Regions from separate parts of the Homo sapiens genome. Here region 2 is linked to region 1. A link is a contact called in ENCODE Hi-C or POLR2A ChIA-PET data. All regions are on one chromosome and are shown on one strand. The core of a region is the stretch at or near the end of the contact, and the rest is flanking DNA. Distances in the headings are between cores, read along the strand shown.

Region 1 (4,797 bases), core at 1,168-3,667:
AATGTGGTTAGCTTTGTACCACTTGCCTTTCTCAGTGTTGGAAGGTCAATATATTAGTTTGCTAGGATTTCAGTAACAAAGTACCGCATACTGGCTGGCTTAAACAACAGGAATTTACTGCCCCACAGTCCTAGAGTCTAGAAGTCCAGAATGAAAGTATTGGCTGGGTTGTTTCTCTCCTTGGCTTGTAAATGGCTGTCTTCATGTTTCCATGGCCTTCTCCCTGTATCTTTGCATAGTCTCCACTTTGTCTTCTAATTTCTCTTTTTCTAAATAGAGATACCTAATGTCATATTACATTAGGGCCAACCCTAATGACTTCATTTCCACTTGGTTACCTCTGTAAAGACTGTATCTCTGAATAAGATCATTTTCTGAAGTACTGGGGAATGGGGTTGCTGGGGGAGTTAGGACTTCAGCACATGGGTTTTGGGGGATGCAATTCAGCCCATAACAGATCCTCAGAATGAACAAGAGAAGCTCTTTCTAACTGAACACAAAGCCCTGGAAATTCTGATATAAGCTTCACACATTTCTCACAAATGGACTGGTGTCCATCTTTCTTCCCCTCTCTGTCCACTTCTTAAAGGAGTGACATGTCTTGAGAAGCCACTGATACTGATTAGAATTTGTGATACCTCTCAGAGGGTATTGGGACAAAGTCAGGAGCACTGGTCTTGGGTAATGTTTTAATAACTTAGATAATAAATATTTCACATAGTAGTCAAATGAGCTTTTTTTCCTCCATATATCAACTACATGTGGATGAACAGCTGAAAACAACATTCCTTTTATGGCTTAAGAGACAAAATGTAGAAAATGTAAGTGCAGTGGCCATGGGATGAATTTCTTTTTGTAAAATGGCATTCTCTGAAGTTTCAATTTCATATGAATAATTCCCAGAGTTCTAAATGTTGTTTATTTGATATGGAGAAACCAGCCATGAATTCTGGCTTATTTGCAATCTAAAAGGATTTAAGGAAAGTGGTCTTCCCTGCTCTAAGTCTCAAGACTTCACCATGTTCTAGAATAAGGTCAAACAGAAGCCATAAATTAAGCTTTCTATGGGTTATATGGACCCAGGCTCAAATGTTGATGTTAAATTGAGACCATTTCACAGAGATTCTTGTGTGCATATTAAATGACTTGGATTTAAGCAATTTTCTTATTTAGTAGTATTGGGACCTTTTATAAATAACTCAGATATTGAAGGGTGCCTATATGCCTGTGTTCATCTATGCTCTTTCCATATCAGCCAAGTGAGAACCTAGATCCAGAATTCAACTCTTTTCCAGATTTCCATGAGAATTCCAACAACTACAAGTATATATTTGGAGTTTGTACACACACTGAGGCTTCAGGAATTACCAGGAGCCCAGAGCATGATATTCTGCCAAGTCTCTAAGCCTCTTTTCTCCTACGTTCTTTTCTTGCTTCTTCCTTTCTGTGTTGTCTCCACCCTACCCACCTATCAAAGCCACTTTATCTCCTCAGCGGTAATGTCAATTTCTCTTCTTACCTCATGCATAACATAAATTACAGCATATCAAATTATTTCCTCAAGTGAATGCAGTGCTTTTCTTAAGAACAATCAGGAGAATAAACTTTTCTCTATTCCATTACGCACGTAGCTACAGATAACTTGTCTAAAGAATATAGTTAAAATCCTCTGATAAGATGGACTTGGATATAACATAATTACGAATGACTTTCATCTTCTGATCAACCCCATTCTCAGCCGAAGAAAACTAAAGTTTATTTGGGTGGGAGGAAAAGAAGGCGAAGCCAGAAGAGGAAATGGCAAACAATCTCAAACCATCTTGGGAAGCAGGGAGATAGAAATGGATGTTTGAATCCTGAATATTCCCCCTGGCTCCATCTGGTCAACTGACTGGGAGAGACAAGACATGTCCAACCTCAGCAGAACCTGGGCAGATGTGGATGGCACACTTGGACCCAGGAACTTTCTGCATTCATCATGTAACAAAGTGACTCCATGTCTTACATAGCTGAATTTTTAGGCCTAATTTATTATGTTATGGTGGGGTTGTATGTCAATATGGAATTATTTGTGAGACACTTTACTATGCCATCTTATTGTATTCCCAAAATAACTACCAACTTAACAGTAAAAAAAGAAAGAAAGAAAAACAGATAACTCTGAACAAAGTGAGAGACTCAACAAATGAGTAATAAGAGTCAGGACTCCTAGCAGTTTTTCTGATGGCAACTACACTAATTTTTCCTGGACAACATGCTTCATTCACCATAAGACCTCATCAAGACTGGATAACAGAAACTTATTTTCTCTCCAAAACACTTATTTGGACTGGTACTCACTTAGTTATCTCATGTTTCATCTGGCCTGCGTCCACATGTTTTAGAAAGGATGTGGTTCTATGCCTGAATATTGGTGGCCCTCCAATTGCAAACTGGGTCTGAACCAGGCCAAAACATCTTGGCAGTTTGGTGAATTCAAAAGCAAGGAGTCATTTCAGTTAAATAAATAGGATGAGTAATTTTATCTCATTCCCACTCATCCCCCCCAGTGAAATTTTGTATCTCCACTGGGATAAAAAAAATTGAAAAGTTTAAAGTGGGAACAAACTGGCTTTATAGTGATGCACTGGCTAAGATGTCTAGTAATAATAGAAGAATAACAATAGCAAAAGCTTCCATTTACTAATGTTCACTATATTCCAGGCACTGCGGTAAGCACATAAAATTTGATCTTTGTTAGAAACAATTTTATAAATCAATTTTTGTCTTTTTTAATGAATGAAGAATTTTGCCATGATGATAAAGTAGCTAACTTTAAAACTCTAGGCTTTGATCACTACTACTTGTTTGAATGTAAACAATTATGACTGAAACTCCCAGTAGTGCTGTCAAATGGAAGAACAAGAACCGGAAGAAATGACCACGATATTTGATTTAGCATTTTCTTTTTAAATACACATTGCAGCAGGGCGCGGTGGCTCACGCCTGTAATCCCAGCACTTTGGGAGGCCGAGGTGGGTGGATCACTTGAGATCAGGATTTCGAGACCAGGCTGGCCAACATAGTGAAACCCCATCTCTATTAAAAATACAAAAATTAGCCGGGCGTAGTGGCATGCACCTGTAGTCCCAGCTAGTCAGGAGGCTGAGATAGGAGAATTGCTTGAACCCAGGAGGCAGAGGGTGCAGTGAGCTGAGATTGCACCACTGCACTCCAGCCTGGGACAGAGTGAAACTCTGTCTCAAAAAAAAAGAAAAAAAAAAAAAAATATATATATATATAAAATATGCGCGCGCGCACACGCGCGCACACACACACACACACACACACACTGCAACATTTATTTTCTCCATTCACTTACCTTGTGGGTGTAAGTCAATGTTTGTGATCTAGTATTGTGAAATGGCTACTTCCCACATGACAGAAAATCCCCCTAGGCCTTACAGGAAACACCCTGTATATAGCCAGGGGCAGATTTCTCCATGCTAATCCAGGAGTGATTTGCCCATGTTTATGGCATAGCTTTGTCTCTACTCTCACAAGTAACTTCAACATGTCTTCTAGACAATCAAGGATATTGCAGCAGTTTCTGTTTTTAAAGTTCCTGCAGCAGTGTCCTTGGATGAAGACTTTTCTATTATTTAAGTTTAGAGCTGTGTCATCTTGTGGTATGATCCCAAGGGGAATTTGGGGACCAGAGCAAAAAGAGTGGGCATCAAAAAATAGATTGATTGTAAGTTGGCATTTTTCATGATACACAGTCTGGGTTTGAATCTCCTTTCTGCCTTTTATTACCTGCGTGACCTGAGATATTTTACTTGTTATTTTTCTCATCTTTAAAATGAAGATAAGAACAGTGTCTGTCTCACAGGGCTAGTGTGATGCAGCAGGGAGAGAAGACATGTAAATATGTTAGCACAGTACCTGGCCCACAACCAGAGTTGAATAAACACTAGTTATTATGATAGAAACTCCTCCCTCTGTCACGTCTTAGGAATATACAACTTTGACCAAGTCTCTTAACTGCTCTAATCTCTGATTCTTCTCTAATCTGTAAAAAGAAAGAAATAGATTAGTCTAGATGTCCTATAAAATCTTTTTCAGCTCTAATTTTCTACGAATCAAAATCATTCTGTTCTTTAACAGCAGAAACAGTTCTCACCAAATACTCTACATACTCTTCTACATTTTTCAGCATTGTAATTAGGTTGGAATTGCATAACTAGTTCTGGCCAATGGAAATGCGAGTGTGTATGACTTGCTACTGTGAGTCCAACGCAGTTATGAGCCAGTGTGAATTCACCACAATACTCTTCTCTCTCTCTCTCTCTCATTGGTGATATTGGAAGCAAAGAATTTTGAGATACTATTGTTGCAATGTAGAAGCAGCCTGCATCTCTGAGAAACCACTGGAGTAAATCTGTCTGGCCTTCATTCGACTGTAATAAGAGCAGGAAATAATTCTTTGTTGTGTTAAGCAAGTGAGATTTTGAAGTTGACTTGTCAAAGCAGCCAGCAGTTACTTCTCCTGACTTGTACAGTATTCAAGCTCCTCCATATTCCATACCTCAATTTTTTATGAAGGTCTTTTTTTAAAAAAAAACAAATGTTTTTTAAACATTTAACAAACAAATGTTTGTTCTTTGTTTTTTATTGATTCCTAGGGGATCTAGGAATCTAGGAATCTAGGAATCACTAGAAGGTAAAGAACCAAGGAGCACCAGTACTTGCATTTCAATAATTTGGTCTGCTGACTACAAACTTCCTGATTCCTAGGGGAATCACTAAAAAACAGGG
Region 2 (4,749 bases), core at 1,208-3,707, 50 kb before region 1:
TGTATTGTACCATTTTAACACTCCCACCAGCAAAGTATCATAATTCCTATTCTGTCATAAGTTACACAAAAAATGAGTTATCAATATATTGGATATTTGCAAATCTGATTGTGGAAACCTGGAGTGTCTGTGTGATTTTATTCTTATTTCTTGTATTCTAAATGAGGTTATGCATTGTTTCATTTATTAAAGAACCATTGCATTTAGCCGAGATTTTTCCACTCACAAGGGTTAGAATACCAGACTCATAGTGACTGAATCAAAGAGAGGAAATTCATTTTTCACATAACTGGACATGCATGTACTTTGATTTCAAGGTGAAGGATCAGAGGTAGGATTAGAATTTTCCTAAGGAAAATTAGAGTTGTGTAACATAAAGGAAAATGAATGAGTACCAAGATGGGTACCCAGCATCTACATGTATCTCTCTCCCTATACATACATCTCAAAAAGTGCTCATGTCTACAGAAAAATTTTAAAATCATTTACTCCTTATCTAGAGGGAGGCAACCTAGTGTTTATTACTTCAAATCTGTAATATCTAAGTGATATGCATTCTTGCTTATATCTAGACTTGGTTTCTCATGGCCCAGTAATTTATAATACATCATAACATTAATCATCCTCAATCAATATACAAACTATTAATTGATAAAGGATAATATAAGTGCCGTAAAGACTCCATTGTAAGCACAGAAAATGGGAAACACAACAGTGCTGCCTAGAACACAGTCCATGTCATGTCTTAGAGTTCCTTAGCAATATAATCTGGCCCTTCTGGTTTTGTTCTCTGGAAAATTTTTCTTTGAAATGGTCTGTGTTTGGCTGTGACTTTGAGCTGCCCACTTCCTGTCGTGTGAGTTTGGAGGACCTGGGATTGCCTAAGGTTTGAACATCCCTGACTTACCAAAGTTCTGAGTTATAAAGAGATAACTTTAGCATGCTAGACATTTAAAGGAAAGCAATATTGTCTACATTTTACAAATGAGGAAATGAAGGCTTGGAAATATTAGGAATCTTAGCCCATAGTCATAAAGATATGAGTGACAAGAGCAGTGTCAGAATCCAGGTATATTTCCTTCTTTCAGCATACTGTCATCCCAATGTGCTCTCTACAAATTGGCTTTGTTGGTAGTGCTTATATTGGTAATTATCAAAACTTTTATTTCTAGCAACAGGAAGCAGAAATCCATGGTCACAACTCCCAACCACGTTTTCTAAACTCTTGTCTTTAAAGGGGGACCAAAATAATGAAACTTCTCAATTTGTCCTGTAGGGGCCATTTTAATCATGGAATATCTCTTTTGAGCACTACAGCCCTGATCTTTCAAAGCTGCAATAGATCAGAAATTCTGGAAGGCAAAGAAGTTTGATGTGTCAATGTACGCAGCCAACAGGTCAGTGCCAGGATCTCTACACATGTGTTTAGTGATTTATCATTATAATAAATCAGTTAGGACTCTGTTACTTACTTTAAAATAAATTTATTGGATTTGTAAAAATAAGGAATAAATTTATATGAAAAGAATAAGGGAATATTCAGTGAAAACAAAAACAAAAAGCTCCTTTTCAACTTTGTCTCATCTGGTAAGTCCTCATGCCTGCTTCCCAAATATGTAACCACTCATTATTTTCTTCCATGTCCTTCCAGAGATTGACATATATTTGAATAAACATTTTCTGTCCCCTTCCTTTTATACAAGTGGTAGCACAAAATTAATTGATTCACCAAACAACATATATCAGAGTATTCCACCATGTGGTTGTACCATACTTCATTTAACCAGTCTCTCTTGATGGACATTTAGGCTCATTTATATCTTTTATTGTTATAAACAATACTATAATGAATAGCCTCATATATTTAGCATTTTTCACATGTATAAGTATATTTGTGGAATAAATTTCTAGAAGTAGAATTCCTGGGTTTAGTCCATGAATTTTTTATTTTAATAAATATTCCCACATTGCCCTTCATAAACATTGCAAACAGCTTATATTTCATCGACAGTGTATGAGCGTACCCACTTTCTCACAGCTTGGCCAACATAGCCTGTTATTGAACATTTAGATCTTTTCAAATCAGATAGGTGAAAATGGCATCTCTTTTCATTTTAATTTGTTTCTCTTGTTTTGAGCAAGCTCGAGCAACTTTTCATAAGTTGATAAGAGACAATTGAAAAAGTCAGAGGACTTTTACAATTGCAAGTGTCTGAAAACCAAACACTATCGGGCTTAAAGAAAAACTGGTGATTTTTTAATAAGTTTATGTAGATATTTTAAGAACACTTAGCTTCCAGATTTCTGGGGCCTTGCCTCTAGGTCATGAAAATCTCCAGAAAGCAACTATGGTCAGTCTCTCCCTCTGCCCCTGTGCTAAGGGACAGTGATACCTTCTTGGTCCGGGGGCTGTTGTTTTCCCTCCCAGATGCTGACTCATGACCATGTGTGATTCTGGGGCAAGCAGCTCATATGGAGGTGTGGGGATGATCTACTTACAAGACTAATTCCTCTTAGAATAGACTTTTTTTAATTTAACTTTTATTTTAAGTTCAGGAGTACATATGCAGGTCTGCCATACAGGCAGACTTGTGCCATGGGGGTCCGCTGCACAGACCACTTTGTCACCCAGGTGTCAAGCCCAATACCCAGTAGCTATCTTTGCTGATCCTCTCCCTACTCCCACACTCCACCTCCCAACAGGCCCCAGGGTGTGTTGCTTCCTTCTGTGTGTCCATGTGTTCTCATCATGTAGCTCCCACTTATAAGTGAGAACATGCAGTATTTGCTTTTCTATTCCTGCGTTAGGATAGATTTTTCTATCCATTTGGTTGTCGTTCCTCAACCTATAGTGCAAACTCCTCACAGAGTTAATAAATTCAGGCCTGGTTCCGGTTCAAGATGGTTGCCATAGTCACCTTGTCACCCTCAAGAGGGAGTGTTTTTCTCCTTCTACGTGAACCCAGTGGAAGCAGGGTCTTCACTGAAATTTCTTTGCCCTCTCTGCTCTATTCCCTAAAATCTGGTCTTTATTTTTTCCTTTTCAGTCAACATTTCTGCAACACTCATCTCTCCCTCTTCCACCCTTCATAGTCTTGTATTCCTTTTTAACATTACCACAACATACATTTGTCTTCATGCACCTGTTATTGAACGGACACAACCTTGTCCATTCATTTGCTTTACTGACCTAGCTTTTATAGGCACCTGTCTCTGAGACCTACAGTTACTCTCCTGCATAATTTGAAGAAAGGAAGCACAAGGAAAGCCATACTTTCAAATTCCAAATTTAAATCGGGAGAAGAAAAAACGTTCCAGAGTTTAATGCTTTGCCCACATGATGCCAAACTAACTATTCAAGAAGAAAATTGCTGTCCTTCCAATAAATTCAGTTTTTTTATTAAATTGGTTTAATTGACCAAATGTTTTGCTTTTAGATGAACATAGCTTCAGCCTGCTGTTTTGTGAGCTTGTTAGAGGCCATAGGTTGATTGGAAAAGCCAGGAAATCCCAATGATAACCTAGGAAACATTTCAAAGTATCAGAGGCATCTACTGTAAATGTCGTCTTTATTATAGCCTCTTCACAAAGCATCTGTGTGTATAACATATTAATGTGGAAAGAACAAGAGCTTTGGAGCCAGCCAACCTACATCAAACTTAGCCTCAGTCTCATCTTTTTGCTTTGATGCTTAGAAAATTATTAAACCTCTCTGAGCTTATCGATATACAATAAAATAATTAAGGATCTATTTCCCAATCACCAAACATTTAATCTACCATGATGTAAGCCCCATGATATTTGAAACATAGTAGGTAGCCAGTAATATGTGTTGTAGTGCCAACTATACCCCCAGACATTGTGTAAATGCCTATGTATACAAGTGGTGATCAAGACAGAGTTCCCTACACACAGGGAAGGTTTAAAACTATTTGGTGAACTGGACGAAAAGGCAGGACATTTCAGTGTAGTTATGGGTGGGTACATGGAGGAACACATGAATTTGGGAAACTACACACAGTTCCCTATACCTATACAGTAGCATGGTGTGGAGAGGAATGGTGAGCCATGAGTTTGAGGAGATAAGACAGGGAAATGTCAGGCAGCATCTGGTGGTCAGGCAAAGGCCTTTGGCTTCTATCCCAAAGCAAAGGGGGAACCCCTGAAGGATCTGAGACAAAGAAGTGACATAACTGGATGCATGTTCTTAAATGTTCAGTCCAGCTGCAGTGTGGAGGAAGAATAGGGAGGAAGCAGGACTCTGGAGAAACTTGTACAGGCAAGAAATAATGGTAGTCTCAACCAGGAAATGGCAATGGAGATGAAAAGAAGTGAATAAATGTGAGAGATATTAAAATGTTGAAACTGAGTGTAATGATTGATTAGACAGGGAGACTTAAAGGAATTGGAGAGGAATCTGAAATTTCTAGCTCTTACAACTATGTGGATAGTAGTACTATTCTAATAAACACAGAAGATGAACAAGAATTTTTTAGATGAGTGGGAAGAAATAATGAAAAATATAGTACATATGATCATCATGAGATATTAATGACATATCTATTGGAGTTGTCCAATTGGTTGTTACGTATATGGGTCATACTTAACAGAGAGAGCTGAGAGATATTAGTTTGAAAATCATCGGCATGTAAATGCTAACTGAAACCAGAAGTAGATGAGATTGGTCAAGGTGAATGTGCAGAGCAGGAAATAAGAGTCTAGACTCTGCAATGGTCTTCCACCAAGCAA

What was found. A loop is a pair of places that touch in the nucleus more often than their neighbours do. ChIA-PET counts read pairs that join two places held with the same protein, here RNA polymerase II (POLR2A). Pooled maps may share reads with other maps.
Region 2: a loop to region 1 is called in a map of transverse colon, with 3 times the contacts of the local background. The contact joins two enhancer-like sites. A Hi-C loop is called at or near these places in 11 of 168 maps with a recorded cell type or tissue (K562, Right ventricle myocardium inferior, heart left ventricle and 5 more) and 9 of 50 pooled maps. POLR2A ChIA-PET finds 5 or more read pairs at or near these places in 4 of 52 experiments (B cell, IMR-90, naive thymus-derived CD4-positive, alpha-beta T cell and 1 more).

Annotation. Positions count from the first base shown.
Region 1 is chr7:95,630,376-95,635,172 of GRCh38, reverse strand. No RefSeq gene overlaps it. Among named protein-coding and RNA genes, the nearest start is that of PDK4-AS1, 36 kb to the right of the region's middle. RefSeq lists an enhancer at 2,904-4,797. Within about 2 kb of position 2,417, at least 4 of the 41 ENCODE cell types and tissues checked have a DNase peak (open chromatin) inside an H3K27ac peak, as active enhancers do.
Region 2 is chr7:95,680,792-95,685,540 of GRCh38, reverse strand. The region is part of intron 2 of LOC105375409 (a long non-coding RNA gene); the gene reads right to left. Among named protein-coding and RNA genes, the nearest start is that of PDK4-AS1, 86 kb to the right of the region's middle. Within about 2 kb of position 2,457, at least 2 of the 41 ENCODE cell types and tissues checked have a DNase peak (open chromatin) inside an H3K27ac peak, as active enhancers do.